Linked DNA regions of Homo sapiens: region 2 is linked to region 1. Evidence: chromatin contacts called from ENCODE Hi-C or POLR2A ChIA-PET data. All regions are on one chromosome and are shown on one strand. The core of a region is the stretch at or near the end of the contact, and the rest is flanking DNA. Distances in the headings are between cores, read along the strand shown. Region 1 holds the start of ERLIN1 (ER lipid raft associated 1). Region 2 holds the start of TAF5 (TATA-box binding protein associated factor 5).

Region 1 (7,955 bases), core at 2,957-5,456:
AGCCTGGCCAACATGGGAAACCCTGTCTTTATAAAAAATATAAAAATTGGCCAGGTGTGGTGGCACACACCTGTGGTCCCAGCTACTTGGGAGGCTGAGGCAGGAAGATCGCTTGAGTTCAAGAGTTTCAGGCTGCAGTGAGCCGTAATCCTGCCATTGCACTCCAGCCTGTGACAGAGTGAGACTTTGTCTCGGGGAAAAAAAAAAAAAAAAAGGATAATGGTGGCCAGCCATATGACATGTACCTGTAGTCCGAGTTACTAGGGAGGCTGAGGCAGAAGGATTGCATGAGCCCAGGAGTTCAAGGCTGCAGTGCATTATGATTGGACTTGTGAATAGCCACTGTACTCCAGCTTGGCAACATAGCAAGATCCTGCTCTCTTAAGAAAAAAAAAAAAAAGAAAAGAAAAGGAAAGAATAATTGTTTACTTCAAATATTTATGAAAAAAACTCTGAAATTTTTTTAAATCAGGAAATAAGGTAAATGAAATGATTTTTCAACTTTTGATTATGAAATGTCCAAACAGAAAACTTGCAAAAATGAACACCCATATACTTATAACTTATAGTCAACATCTAATTGTAACTTTTTCATGCCTGGTTTTAGAATCTTGATTGGAGTTGGTTAACAGAATGAGTTGTCACTTGTTCACTGTCCCCAAACCTATGGAAGTTGTTGCTATACATGTTGGAAATGTGTTTTTCCCCCATGAAACCATTCTTCAGACATCAGTCAATGGAAGAAATGGCTATGAACAGAAACTACATTTCTACTATGATCAGAAGAACATGATTTTACAAGTATAACAGTTTTGAGTAATTCAAGCCTCTAAACAGACAGGAATTTAGAAAAAGTCAATGTACTTGTTTGAATATTTGTTTTAATACCACAGCTATTTAGAAGCATCATCACGACACATTTGCCTTCAGTCTTGGTAAAACATTACTTATTTAACTGATTAAAAATACCTTCTATGTATTAGTGTCAACTTTTAACTTTTGGGCGTAAGACCAAATGTAGTTTTGTATACAGAGAAGAAAACCTCAAGTAATAGGCATTTTAAGTAAAAGTCTACCTGTGTTTTTTTCTAAAAAGGCTGCTCACAAGTTCTATTTCTTGAAGAATAAATTCTACCTCCTTGTGTTGCACTGAACAGGTTCTCTTCCTGGCATCATAAGGAGTTGGTGTAATCATTTTAAATTCCACTGAAAATTTAACAGTATCCCCTTCTCATCGAAGGGATTGTGTATCTGTGCTTCTAATATTAGTTGGCTTTCATAAATCATGTTGTTGTGTGTATATGTATTTAAGATGTACATTTAATAATATCAAAGAGAAGATGCCTGTTAATTTATAATGTATTTGAAAATTACATGTTTTTTCATTTGTAAAAATGAGTCATTTGTTTAAACAATCTTTCATGTCTTGTCATACAAATTTATAAAGGTCTGCACTCCTTTATCTGTAATTGTAATTCCAAAATCCAAAAAGCTCTGAAAACAAGGTTTCCATAAGCTTGGTGACAAAATTCATTTGCTTGCAATCTAATCTGAACTGACCTTGAATCTTTTTATCCCATTTAGTGTGAATATTCCTTTATTTTGCTGCTTGATGATGAGAGGGAGGGCTGCTGCCACAGACTGTGGTGAGGGCTGGTTAATGTAGTATGGTATATGCACAAAACTACTTTTCTAAAATCTAAAATTTCATAATTCTGAAACAACTTGCCCCAAGGGTTTCAGAGAAAGGACTGTGGACCTCTATCATCTGCTAAGTAATTTAGAAGATATTATTTGTCTTAAAAAATGTGAAATGCTTTTATATTCTAATAGTTTTTCACTTTGTGTATTAAATGGTTTTTAAATTACTTTCTTGATCTCTATTCATTATAAAAATCAGATTATAATAAAACAGTTGAATATGGCTTAGGAAAATATGAAGGTTCCATGAAGTGGAATTAAGAGCATAGAATAACTGTACTTTCCTTAGGAATAATAGGACTTATGGTAAAGGTAGTATTGGGCAACTTCTTTAAGAGTGTTTTCCTCTGAGATGTCCTATCACCACTATCTACATCTAAAAAACATGCTCGATTCTTGCCCTATAAACTGATGTCACAGCCCCACCATCCCCATTTTTGCTAGTGGTATCATTTTCCTAGTCAACCAAATTTTTTAGTCATCACATATCACTGTTCGTCATCTATTATAATAGGCAGTCTCTCTCTTGTTTCCCTGGTTTTAGAAGATTTTAGTAATAAACATTTATTGGGTACCTGTTACTTGGAGGGTATTAAGCTAGATGGCAAGATCTGAAACAACATAGGCAGTATAGTAAAAGTGCTTATCTGGGAGTCTGAACATTACAAGCCATCCAAGCATTGCAATTATTGTTAAGGATTATTTTCAATGGTCATGCATTTTCTAATATTTTAATAATTGGTTAAAGATTTGTTATAGCGTGGGGGCCGCTGCTGGTGTGTGGCTGGGGTTATGTCAGGGCAGCCTGATCTATATAATTTGGGCAGATGGTGTGAGTCAGAACAGACTATTATAGTGGGATCCCCAAACTTGCTTTTGATGCATGAGTTGGACCACTATTTTTTGGTGGGTAACAACTTTTCAGAGGGGAATGGCAGTTGTGAATTGTATACATTTCATTCTTTAAGCAATATTATGAAAAACTTCAGAGAATGTCTACAGAAAACAGGGTATGGAGCAAGTTATTTTCCATTCTTTTTGCTTTTTGGAAGTTAAAATAGCTAAGCTCTGCAAATATCATTTATTTGGAACAGATAAGGTCCCAGACATTCCTAGATAATAAAAATCAAATGAATGATACAGGTAAGTGTATTTATTGAAGGGTGTGGGTAGAGTGGTCTGGGAAGTCTTGCTTTAATGAAGACGGATTGATTCTATTTACCTCTTCTTACTTCCACTACTAAGTAACCCTGGGCCTGCAGTTTCCTAACCACTTGACTTCCTTGCCAACAGTCTGTCTCCACTTTCAGCCGTTTTATAGATTCATTGGCCCTAAAGCACTGCTTTCCCATACTTCCCTACCCAAGAGGGCAGGGGTCCCCAAGCCCTGGGCCGCGGACCGGAACCAGACAGTGGCCTGTTAGGAACCAAGCCGGATAGCAGGAGGTGAGCGGCGGGCGAGTGAGCATTATCGCCTTGAGCTCTGCCTGCTGTCAGATTAGCGAGTGGCATCAGATTCTCATAGGCACGCGAACCCTATTGTGAACTGCACATGTGAGGTTTGCCGGCTCCCTGTGAGAATCTAATGCCTGATGATCTGAAGTGGAACAGTTTCATCCCCAACCCACACACACCCCCACCCCGTCCGCTGGGTTAGAGGACTTTACAACCCTAGTCCACCTTGTCCAGTTATAGTTCCACCTCTAGCCTTTCAAGGCTTAAACCATTAATGTCCTTAATTTCTCTTGTATTCATCTATCTCCCAACTATACCTTTTTCCTTCCCTTTTTTATTTTTGGCAATATGTGCCCATGGTTTTTTAATTTAAAACGAACAGAATATGTAGTGACGCCTACCATAGCACTCCTTCCCATCACACAAGCCTTCAAGGAAACTGAAGTACTTACTTTGGTCTCCCTGGAGGATTCCCTCCGCCTCCCGCCCCATGTGCTTAGCAATTCTGTTCCTGTAGTCTGGATGGCCTTCATAAAGCCCTCACTGGACCAGCATTCTGGCACATAATAGGAACACTTAAAAAACGAGAGAATGATGCCGTTATATCTAATATCTTCCTCTTCTGAACTTTCACAGCACTTTATTTGCAACAAGTTTAGTTGCTCCTGAAGGGCAGGATCTCTGCCGGAAGCAAGTGCGTGCCACACAGTGGGGCTCCGCATACACTGCAAAAGGACAAATAAACCGAACAGCTACCGTTTGAGAGTGAGCGAGTGGGTTCTCTGCACAAGAACAAACCAACCAGTCCCTTGTCCGAAAGGGCGTCTCCTTTTCTCTGCTTCGCTGCTCACTCCAGACTGCGGGCTGTCCTCTTCCGAAGCAGTTAACCAGCAGTGTACAGAAAGCGACTTGCCTCCAAAGGAGCCTGCGCGGCCCGCGGCTAGGAGAATTTTGTCCCATGCGCTCCCCGTCTCACTAGCCGCGGGCCGGGGCTACGCCGTGTGCGTCCCCGCGCAGCCGCAGTGCTGGGCGAGTGGGCGGGGCCGGCTGTTGGCGGCGGTTGGCTCGGCGCGGGAGTCGGCTGCACGTGCGGGCGGGGGCGATGCGTCACTGATCGGTGAGGCGCGGCCGAGGGGTCGGCTTTCCTCGCGAGCCTGCGGCTGGGCTTCTTCTCAGTTAGTGCCTTCCACCCGGGAGCGACCCTTGGGAGAGGGAGTTTCAGGAAGCTCACCGAGCAGGGGCGGCCCACTGGCCTCCGGGGGCGGAGGAGTTGGCAAGGGGTCAGCGGGCTCAGCCAGAAGGGAAGAATGAGGGGACAGGGGTACTGGACTCCCCGGCTCAGCCTGCGAGAGAGCGCCAAGTTTCCGGAGGGAGAGGGTAGAAACTGGAGGGGGTGGACCTGTCACTCACGGGACTGAGGGTCCTTTTCTCCCGCTCCCAGGAGGAACGAGAATGAATATGACTCAAGCCCGGGTTCTGGTGGCTGCAGTGGTGGGGTTGGTGGCTGTCCTGCTCTACGCCTCCATCCACAAGATTGAGGAGGGCCATCTGGCTGTGTACTACAGGTGAGCGGCATGTGCAGTCAGTTAGGGCTCTAGAGCAGATTAAAAGGGTACTCCAGAGTGGAGTCTGGGAAGTTGTTCCCTCTGCAACGTTCGGGGGCGCATGTCCCATCTCTAGGGAGAGCACGGGGGTCGAAGCGGGCTTTTGCGGAGCACCCTCCAGATGTTGGACAGTTTTAGTGCTATGTTCGTTTTGTTGCAGAGATTAAGTCTCCCTACGGTTATTCCTATACACAGCAAACTCAATTATTTGTAGAAAAATGAAGAAGGAAGAAAGGAAGTAGTCACTCTACCTCTAACTGAAGAGATGGATAAATTATAGTTCGTTCAACTGTACAGGCTTTAGTTTGCCGCTGTAGATGCTGTATGTTTATGGTTGTTTCTTAGACTTTTTCATTTAAAAGCTTCCAGTGTCTGGTTACGTCTTGTAACACCATGATGACTGTGATGGTGCTTATGTCCCTGGACCTCCAGGGACATAAGCACAACACTGATGGGCCATGCTCCTCCCTCCTTACTGTTGCTGTTCAAGTTGGGGACAGGAGTGGTGTGGGAGCTGTTGCTCTCTTGTTGAGCTCGCTTAGCTTTTCCTTCAGCCTAATTACCACAAGTTCCTTTTGATACAGACTAGTAAGAGAGGCCAGTTTGTGGAGAAATTGGGATAATGGTGTATTCAAAAAGAGCGTCAACTTTTTGCTTGTTTCCACTATCCCTCAAAACTGATATTTCTACTTTCAAATCCATCCTGAATCCTAGAAAAAGAGCAATTTTAATGGTATATCTTAGCAGATGGAGCTCTACATAAGAAATTACAGATTAGTCCAGATTTCCTTCCAGTTTAAAAGCATTGTCTTTCTGACAGTAAAACCAGAGAAAGGACATTTCAAGGAATGACTCAAAGAATTAGTAATGAACCTCAAACAGTTCATCTTTCCTTGTTATTATGACCTTGCAAATGTGTTTATATTTTCAAGACCGGTAGCTAAGTTCTATGAATTTACAAGGTGCAAAATAGGACTTTGTTTTCTTTGCTCCCCAAATGCCTCCTTTTTATAATTTCCAGGGCTTGCTTTCATAGTTTTCACATTCCAGGATTTGGTTAACAAGCCCTTATGCTATTTATTTGTATAGTCTTGTCACCCTTCATCTTTTCATGCTAATTTTTTGTTTTTATATAGAAATTTTATGTTCCCAGTATTTTAATTACCTTGTAGATAGATCGAAAGAATTATAAGCCTCAGAAATTTTCTCTTTACTTCAAAGTTTGCATTGTCTTTTTTTCAACCTGGTGATTAAATGTATTATATATTTTGATTTGGCTCTTGTTATGTACTATTAATGTACCTCTACTGAAAGCCATTAGAATTTTTTAAACAAATATTTCTCAGAAGGTTAAAGACCGAGGAGAATCCTTTGAACCTTAGAGCAGTGCTGGAGACCCAGAGGTACGGTTGGTTGAGCTTATGAAACAAGGTGTAACATTGGCAGTTTAATTTGATCTTTTTCCCTTTTTAGGTGTGGAGGTATTTTAAGCAGTTGTTCATTATGAGCAATTCATATTAGTGAGGCTTTAGTAGGTCAGCAGCATGAGCAAGAGTGAGTATTTATTATAGCATTTTAGATTTGGAAAGATAATTTTTCTTTTTATAATTTTGTCAAATTGAAACATCTTTTTGCAGGGGAGGAGCTTTACTAACTAGCCCCAGTGGACCAGGCTATCATATCATGTTGCCTTTCATTACTACGTTCAGATCTGTGCAGGTGAGTGATTCCTAGGGGAAGCCTCCATACCAGATAGACAGGCATGACAGGAGTTACCACACTTGTGGGTGGAGATAGATTTCCTTATTGCTTAAGCAGATGGTGGTATTTACTTAAATGCAGAAGTTAACGTTCAGAGTACAGTTGTTACAACACAAGTTATGATGTTAAACCACCTCACTTACTTGAAATGAATTAAAGGTATGAACCAGGAAGCTTGGAAGGACTGACTTCTACCATCTATATCGTGGTATATAGCAAATTTTCTGTTGCTGCTGTCACAATAAAAGTAAGAATTAGAAACACAACTAGACATACAAACCAGTGATTATGTGGTTTAGAACAGTGTTTAGTTTCCATAGAGGCAGGCTCCTGGGCTACTGTTAACATGGAGGATCAAAATTTTTATACACAGCCTTTCTGCCTCATGTTTTTTTGCCTGGTATATTAAGCACAATTTTATGTGGAACCTTAGTGAATGTTATATTTTGATGGCATCCCGGGATATTTGAAATAAGTGTCTAATCCTCGAAAAGTGTCTTGGCCATGGGAGACAATAAAATAAGTATCTTTCAATGTAACAAGATGACAAAACCAGGATTAGGCTGTGACCACTTTCGCAAGCCCAGTGTGATCATAAATCTTTGGATTCAGAAGTTTGTCTGCCATCTGCTGCTAATTTTTCAGGACTCAGGAAAATTCTGTGTTATTTAATCTTGTAATCTTATGTCTAGGCTTCCTGCTAAGTGAGAGTTTAATTATAAATTCTTAAATCCCCTAGGTTTTCTTCCTGTCCCCTTTTAGATGGCTTAGGGAAAGAATTGTGTCTACTGAAGTGAAATGTATTCTTCCCCTAATCAGACTGATTTCCATATGTTGTTCCATATTTATTTTACCCATTCTTTCCTTAGTTCATGCCATCACTTCTTTATCTGCCATCTCACTCTCCATTCCTTTTCTCCTGTCTAAATCTTGCCAGGCTTTTAAAGGCTCATCCCAGATTCTTCCTCTTCTGATCTATAGCTCTTAAAGTCTATATTGTAAATTTTGGCCCTTTGTCTTATTTTCTTTAATATTGTTGTCTTGCATTGTTTGCTAAGTTTTTTTATGTGTTTTCTTTCCAGAAAGGCTCCAGTTTTCTTAAAGGCAGGAGTTGTAACACATTTATATTTCTGGCTTTCTATTTATGGTGGAAGTTGTTAAATTGAGCTGATTTCTCAGGAAGCAATGTGGTGTAATGAACATGGGGACCCAGCGTTACCGCCAGTTGGTGGCATGACTTTGGAAAAATTGCTTAACTGTCATAGACTTCAGTTAGTCTTCTGTGAAAGGAGGAATTTTAATTACATAACCTCATCAACAGCCGAAACAATCTATAATAATGTTAGCAATGGCAGCATTAGACCCTTAAAAATCAAGACTCTAAGGCCCGGCGCAGTGGCTCATGCCTGTAATCCGAGCACTTTGGGAGGCTGA
Region 2 (7,955 bases), core at 1,787-4,286, 3.2 Mb before region 1:
GCCTTGGCCTCCCAAAGTGCTGGGACTACAGGCGTGAGCCACCGAGCCCGGCCTTCAATCACATCTGCACACATTTCTATTTACGGATTACAATGAGGTATGAATACAATGCTATGTATGAATACTTCATTTCTGGCAATGCTGCAAAAATTAGGCCTCATACAGACTAATTTGGCTAAAAGCTCTGCACTGGGTAATTCAATAAACATTTATTGTTAGCTCAGGATCACCTTTGATACCTTATACGGTATATGAGTTTTACTGCATGGATTTGTGACAACAGTTGCTGGGAGAAAGGAGGGGCTCAGGTTTCAGGTACATACACAGAGGCATAAACTTATCCATACCAAACATTTTACATATAGATATTATAAGTGCCTCAAGTGGCCGGGCACGGTGGCTCACGCCTGTAATCCCAGCACTTTGGGAGACCAAGGCGGGTGGATCACAAGGTCAGGAGATCGAGACCATCCTGGCTACCACGGTGAAACCCCGTCTCTAATAAAAATACAAAAAAAATTAGCCAGGCATGGTGGCACGTGCCTGTGGTCCCACCTACTCGGGAGGCTGAGGCAGGAGAATCGCTTGAACCTGGGAGGCGGAGGTTGCAGTGAGCCAAGATCACACCACTGCACTCCAGCCTGGCCGACAGAGCGAGACTCAGTCAAAAAAAAAAAAAAAAAAAAGCCTCATAACCACTCATTTAATAGAGAGAGAAAATTCAACATGAGAATGACCTGCCTCCTGACAATATTAATGTAAAAAAAAAATTTTTTTTTTGAGACAGAGTCTCGTTCTATCACCCAGGTTGGAGTGCAGTGGCGCAATCTTGGCTCACTGCAACCTCAGCCTCCCGGGGTCAAGTGATTCTCCTGCCTCAGCCCCCCAAGTAGCTGGGATTACAGGCATGCGCCACCACGCCCGGCTAATTTTTGTATTTCTAGTAGAAAGGGGGTTTCGCCATGTCGGCCAGCCTGGTCTCAAACTCCTGACCTCAGGTGATCCACCCGCCTCAGCCTCCCAAAGTGCTGAGATTCACAGGCATGAGCCACGACGCCCGGCCAATACGAAGGTAAAAAAAATTAAAAACTAAAAAAATAATGACAATCAGCATCACACAAGTAAATGCAGCAAAGACAAAAAGGTCTGTCCAATGCCCATGCCTAAACACATGGCTCTCAAGCTGCCATATGTCAATACTCCTTAGAAGCACTTATTCAAAAGTGAAGATTCCCAGATTCCACCTCTAGAGGACCTGATTCACTAAGTCTGAAGTGATGCCCAGGAACCTGCATCCTCCAAAGACTTAACACTGGTGGTACTCAGCCCATATATATTTTTAAAATTTCAGCCGGGTGCGGTGGCTCATGCCTGTAATCCCAGCACTTTGGGACGCAGAGGTGGGTGCATCACGAGGTCAGGAATTCAAGACCAGCCTGACCAATATGGCGAAACCCCATCTCTACTAAAAATATATTTTTAAAAATTAGCCGGGCGTGGTGGCGCGTGCCAGTAGTCCCACCTATTCGGGAGGCTGAGGCAGGAGAATCGCTTAAATCTGGGAGGCAGAGGTTGCAGTGAGCTAAGATCACGCCACTGTACTCCAGCCTGGGCGACAGAGCAAGACTCCGTCTCAAAAAAAGAAAAAAAGAAAAAGAAAAAAAATTCAACTTTTAGCTGAGATTCAGGGGGTACATGATGTGCAGGACTGTTACAAGGGTATATTGTATGGCGGCCGGGCGCGGTGTCTCACGCCTGTAATCCCAGCACTGTAGGAGGCCGAGGCAGGTGGATCATCTGAGGTCAGGATTTCGAGACCAGCCTGACCAACATGGTGAAAGCCCGCCTCTACTAAAAATACAAAAATTAGCCGGCCGTGGCAGTAGGAGCCTGTAGTCCCACCTACGCGGGAGGCTGAGGCAGGAGAATTGCTTGAACCCGGGAGGCGGAGGTTGCAGTGAGCCAAGATTGCGCCACTGCACTCCAACCTGGGCAACAGAGCAAGTTTCCGTCTCAAAAAAAAAAAAAATCTATAAAGTATTTATCAACACATCTTTTAAGAGGAACTAAAGAAATAAAGAGAAAATAAAGTACTTACAGTACTTAAAGTACGCTAGTACGAAACTGTACAAACACTGTTAGTGTCATGCGGACCTGCCCAAGGCTCAAAAGCCCAAATGAAAGGAAAGGGACCAAGAGCGTGAAGATCCCGCCTCTCCGCGCTCACCTTCCCCATACATCCCTCTGCTCAACAGCTCTCCTCAGCTTCTCACTGGAACTGACAGCTCGGAAGGGGGTTTGACTGCGCAGCCCGCGCACTAGAGAAAGGGGCGGGCATGTGGCCCTAGAGGCGGGCCCAGGAAATTCAAAACAAGCCCGCAGAGGTGCAGGCCTGCCAGCCCCTGCCTTACCGGCTTGCTCCCCTTCGCGGCGGCCGTACCTACCCGGGACCCCACGGCTCACCTTTACCCGGAGCCGCAGGACCTGAGGCTGAACCTGAGACGACCGTGGCCCCCGAAGCGCCAGTGCCCGGAGGGTCGGGGGCCGCAGGGCCAGGGGCCGAGGCGGTCACCCGGCTGAGAAGCGCGCTGGTCACCTCAGCGCCGGCGCTGTCCACCTCTCCCGGGGCTCCGGAGCCCGCCACTGCCTCCTCCAGCAGCCCGGCCTCACGGCGCAGCGCCTCTTCGGCCTCGCGGAGTTTGCTCTGCCGTAGGAACTGCAGCACGGCCAGTAGAGTCTGTCGGTCATGCGGAGCGCCGGCGTCCGGAGCAGCGGCGGGCACCGGGGCCGCCCCCGCCGGGGCAGCGGCGGAGACAGCCACCGTGGGCTTGGGGGTCCCGCCATCCCCGCCAGTGGACGACGACGCCGCAACGTTCCCGCCGCCGCCGTTGGGGCCGTTGTTGGTAGTGCCGCCGCTACCCTCGCCTGCGCCGTCCCCCGCCTGCGGAGGTAGCAGCGTTGGCGGTCCCTCAGGCTCTAGCTTGACCGCCACCTCCGTCTGCTCCTCCGCCAGCGCCGCCATCTTGCGGCTGAGCCACCTCGCGCCGTCAAGCGTGATTGCATTTTCGCCACATGGAGGGCGGGGAGGAGCATTTCACGACAACTCTAGTAGGCCATTTACGGCAGTAGGAGGAGCGAAAAGGAAGGAGAAACGGAATAGGAAAGAGAGCAACTTTCAAAACCGAGCGAAAGAAAGGCAGGAAGTGGGCATTGGTGACCACCTATTACATTTGCCTGAGAATAATTGCCATTTATTGCAGGCCAGCTATATTTAGGCATTATGATAGATGTTTTACATTATGTGATCTCCTTCAATTCAATAATCTTTTTCTTTTTTCTTTTTTTTTTTTTTGAGACGGAGTTTCGCTCTTGTCGCCCAGGCTGTTAAGCGATTCTCCTGCCTCAGCCTCCCCAGTAGCTAGGATTACAGGCATGCGCCACCACGCCCTGCTACAATTAAATAATCTTATGAGGTAATATTATCCCCACCTCGCAGATGGCTCAGTTGAAACCAAGAGAGGTTAAATAACTTACCAGAGGCAAGAAGAAAGTCCAAATGTCAACATTCGAATCCACGTATTTAACTCAAAAACATATACCATTTGCCAGAGGGAGGCTTCCGAGATACTGGTAGTTTTACATTTTGACCTGAATAGTGCTTACTTTTTTTTTTTTTTTGTCATTTTTACTTTTGTAAAAGTTAATCGAGCTGCATGCATTACATTACATTTATTTATTTATTTAACTTTTGAGACGGAGTGTCGCTCTGTCGCCCAGGCTGGAGTGCAGTGGCCCGATCTCAGCTCACTGCAATCTCTGCCTCCTGGGTTCAAGCGATTCTCCTGCCTGAGCCTCCCGAGTAGCTGGGATTACAGACGTGTGCCACCACGCCCGGCTAATTTTTGTATTTTCAGTAGAGACAGGGTTTCGCCATGTTGGCGAGGCTGGTCTCCAACTCCTGACCTCAGGTGATCCACCGGCCTCAGCCTCCCAAAGTGCTGGGATTACAGGCGTGAACCACTGCGCCTGGCCCGTATACATTACATTTCAATAAAAAGTTTTTAACGCCAGGTGCGGTGGCTCACGCCTGTAACCCCAGCACTTTGGGAGGCCGAGGCGGGCGGATCATGAGATCAGGAATTAGAGACCAGCCTGACCAACACGGCAAAACCCCGCCTCTACTAAAAATACAAAAAATTAGCCAGGCATGGTGGTGCGCCCCTGTAATCCCAGCTACTCGGGAGGCTGAGACAGAAGAAGAGCTTGAACCCGGGAGACGGAGGTTGCAGTGAGCCGAGATCCCGCCACTGCACTCCAGCCTGCGCGACAGTACGAGACTCCGTCTCAAAAAAAAAGTTTTTAAATACCAGAATGTTGTGGTTGTGAAATATGTACGTTATGTATTCATGCTATTATCCGTTATTACAAATAAACCATTTTAATTGTATATTTAAAAATCATGGCCACACGCAGTGGCACATACCTGTAGTCCCAGCACTTTGGGAGGCCGAGGCGGGTGGATCACCCGAGGTCAGGAGTTCGAGACCAGCCTAGCTAACATGATGAAACGCCATCTCTACTAAAAATATAAAAATTTAGCCAGGTGTGGTGGCGGGCACCTGTAATCCCAGCTACTCGGGAGGCTGAAACAGAGGAATCACCTGAACCCAGGAGGCGGAGGTTGCAGTGAGCCGAGATCGCACCATTGCACTTCAGCCTGGGCAGCAAGAACAAAACTCCGTCTCAGGAAAAAAAAAAAAAAAAAAAAAAATCATATATGCCATTTTGCAATGTGCTTCATAGGTTATAAAACCCTCCTGCATATTTTATCTCATTGGAAACTTGTAACTCTGTGGAATAGGTACAGACGAGAAAAGTGAGCCTGAGACATTGGGAAAATCTAGCACAGCCGTTCAAGTTATTGGTTTTGAGGTCTTACCAGCGTCCTTTGACCCTGCTTACTTTTAAAAAATATTTTATTTTATTAATTAGAGATCTGAAGCCTTACTATATTGCCTAGGCTGGCCTTGAACTCCTGGGCTCAAGCAGTCTCTCACCTCAGCCTCCCAAGTAGCTGAGACTACAGGCACAGACCACCTGGCTTGACCTTGCTTACTGGCTGAATAACCTGGAGCAAGTTACTTAATTTACTATGTCCCAGTTGCCTAATTTTTTTTTTTTTTTTTTGAAACGGAGTTTCACTCTTGTTGCCCAGGCTGGAGTGCAATGGCGCCATGTCGGCTCACTGCAACCTCCACCACTCAGGTTTAAGCAATTATTCTGCCTCAGCCTCCCGAGTAGCTGGGATTACAGGCATGTGCCACATCAGGCCCAGCTAATTTTGTATTTTTAGTAGAGACAGGGTTTCTCCATGTTGGTTAGGCTGGTCTCGATCTCCCGAACTTAGGTGGTCCACCTGCCTCGGCCTCCCACAGTGCTGGGATTACAGGCGTGAGCCACCACGCCTGGCCCCAGTTGCCCAATTTCTAACAAAAAAATAATAGTAGTTACGTCATAGTGTTTTGAGAATTAAATGAGGTAATGCATATGCAATACCTAGTATGTAATAAATAACCATTGGTTATTTCTACTTCACTTTAAAAGGTGTTCTGTAAATGTTTGATTAAGAAAGTGCAAGCATAATGTTCAAAAGTGATCCCGAGACTGAAATGCAAAGCTAATCTAGGGATAGGGGTGGCGGCTCATGCCTGTAATCCCAGCACTTTAGGAGCTGAGATGAAGGTTGCAGTGAGCCGAGATTGTGCCATTGCACTCCAGCCTGGGCCACAGAGCGAGACTCCAGCTCAAAAAAATAAATAAATAAATAAATAAAATAAAATACTGAGTGTGACCCATTAAATTGATCTTAACTGAATTAATTTTTTTTCTTTTTTTTTTTTTCTTTTTTTTTGAGACGGAGTCTCACTCTGTCGCCCAGGCTGGAGTGCAGTGGCCGGATCTCAGCTCACTGCAAGCTCCACCTCCTGGATTTAGGCCATTCTCCTGCCTCAGCCTCCCGAGTAGCTGAGACTACAGGCGCCCACCACCATGCCTGGCTAATTTTTTGTATTTTCAGTAGAGATAGGGTTTCACCGTGTTAGCCAGGATGGTCTCGATCTCCTGACCTCGTGATCCGCCCGCCTCGGCCTCCCAAAGTGCTGGGATTACTGGCGTGAGCCACCGCGCCCGGCCTGAATTAATTTTTTTTCAATCTCAGCTCACTGCAAATTCCACCTCCCAGGTTCAAGTGATTCTCATGCCTCAGCCTCCCGAGTAGCTGGGATTACAGGTGTGCACTACCATGCCCAACTAATTTTTATATTTTTAGTAGAGATGCGGTTTTGTCATGTTGGCCAGGCTGGTCTCAACCTCCTGACCTTAAGTGATCTTCCCGCCTCAGCCTCCCAAACTCCTGGGATTACAGGAATGAGCCACCGCACCTGGTTAACCCTGTGTTTAAAAAATAATAATAGTAATAATTCTATAACCCCTCACACTTTCTTTTTCTTTTTTTTTTTTTTGAGACGGAGTCTTGCTCTGTCGCCCAGGCTGGAGTGCAGTGGTGTGATCTCGGCTCACTGCAACCTCCGCCTCCCAGGTTCAAGCAATTCTCCTGCCTCAGCTTCCCAAGTAGCTGGGACTACAGTCGTGCACCATCATACCTAGCTAATTTTTGTATTTTTAGTAGAGACAGGGTTTCACCATGCTAGCCAGGCTGGTCTCAAACTCCTGACCTCGTGATCCACCTGCCTCGGCCTCCAAAAGTGCTGGGATTACAGGCGTGAGCCACTGCGCCCGGCATAACCCCTCACACTTTCACACACTAGTTTTAGCATCCATTGCTGAATTTTTTTTTTTTGCGTCAGTTATTAATACCATGGTTACCAATTGGTGCTTTTCTAATTTCATCATTTCTCCTACACTTATTAGTTGGTTTTCTAATGGAAGGAAGAAATTTTCCATCTCTTGGTTGGGCACAGTGGCTCACGCCTGTAATCCCTGTACTTTGGGAGGCTGAGGCCGGGGTGGGGGTCACTTGATGTCAGGAGTTTGAGAATAGCCTGGCTAACATGGTGAAACCCCATCGCTACTAAAAAAAAAAAAAAAAAAAAGCCTGGCATGGTGGCTCACGCCAGTAATCCCAGCTACTTGGGAGGCTGAGAGGAGAATCATTTGAACCCAAGAGGCGAGGTTGCAGTGAGCCGCCATCATGCCACTGCACTCCAGCCTGGGTGACAGAGGAGACTCTGTCTCAAAAAAAATAATAATTTTCTGTCTCCCTATTTATTTATTCACACAGTTACTATCAACATTTTTATTTTGATATTGTCACAAATTTGATCATTAGGATCTCCTTCAAACTGGCTCCTGTATTTCTTTGACATGGCCACATAATTGTTTGAGCACTTCCTTCTTAATTTCTAGCACAATGAGACATTCTACACTCCCTTTATATTGTCCCAGGCTAGAGTACAGTGGCACATTCATGGCTCACAGCAGCCTCGACCTCCCTGGGCTCAGGTGATCCTCCCACCTCAGCCTCCCAGGTAGCTGAGACCACAGGCATGTGCCACCATGCCTGGCTAACTTTTGTGTTTTTTGTAGAGATGGGGTTTTGACACGTTGCCCAAGCTGGTCTCAAACTCCTGAGCTCAAGTGATCCACCTACCTTGGCCTCCCAAAGTGCTGGGAATACAGGCATGAGCCACCGTGCCTGGCAAGTTCCTTTTATTGGTATTAGAAACCAAGACCAGAGTGTGAGGTATGTAATTGCTTCTAGGCCCTCTCAGCAGATAGTGCTGAGAAATGTACATACATCTACATGTACATATCTATCTATATCCATTTATCTTTATCCTTAAGTTCACCTTAAATGTCTCCAATTCTAATCTAGTAAAGCAGAATTTATTCTATCCATTCCCTTTTCTGTATTTTTGACACCCTTTTCCAATAGT

What was found. Hi-C counts contacts between places; a loop is a spot of excess contacts on that map. ChIA-PET counts read pairs that join two places held with the same protein, here RNA polymerase II (POLR2A). Pooled maps may share reads with other maps.
Region 2: a map of CD8-positive, alpha-beta T cell shows a loop between it and region 1 (18-fold over the local background). The contact joins the promoter of TAF5 here to the promoter of ERLIN1 in region 1. A Hi-C loop is called at or near these places in 1 of 168 maps with a recorded cell type or tissue (CD8-positive, alpha-beta T cell), 1 of 37 single-sample maps with no recorded cell type and 3 of 50 pooled maps. POLR2A ChIA-PET finds 5 or more read pairs at or near these places in 2 of 52 experiments (H1 and activated CD4-positive, alpha-beta T cell).

Annotation. Positions count from the first base shown.
Region 1 is chr10:100,182,280-100,190,234 of GRCh38, reverse strand. ERLIN1 (ER lipid raft associated 1) reads left to right here and starts at 4,206. Exons shown (of 11, transcript NM_006459.4): 1 at 4,206-4,721; 2 at 6,398-6,479. The coding sequence starts at 4,609. CHUK (component of inhibitor of nuclear factor kappa B kinase complex) reads left to right here. Exons shown (of 21, transcript NM_001278.5): 21 at 608-1,935. The coding sequence ends at 637. RefSeq lists an enhancer at 3,839-3,988 and a silencer at 4,159-4,308.
Region 2 is chr10:103,363,057-103,371,011 of GRCh38, reverse strand. TAF5 (TATA-box binding protein associated factor 5) reads right to left here and starts at 3,036. Exons shown (of 11, transcript NM_006951.5): 1 at 2,464-3,036. The coding sequence starts at 3,022. RefSeq lists enhancers at 1,734-1,803, 2,934-3,173, 2,926-3,220 and a silencer at 2,264-2,803.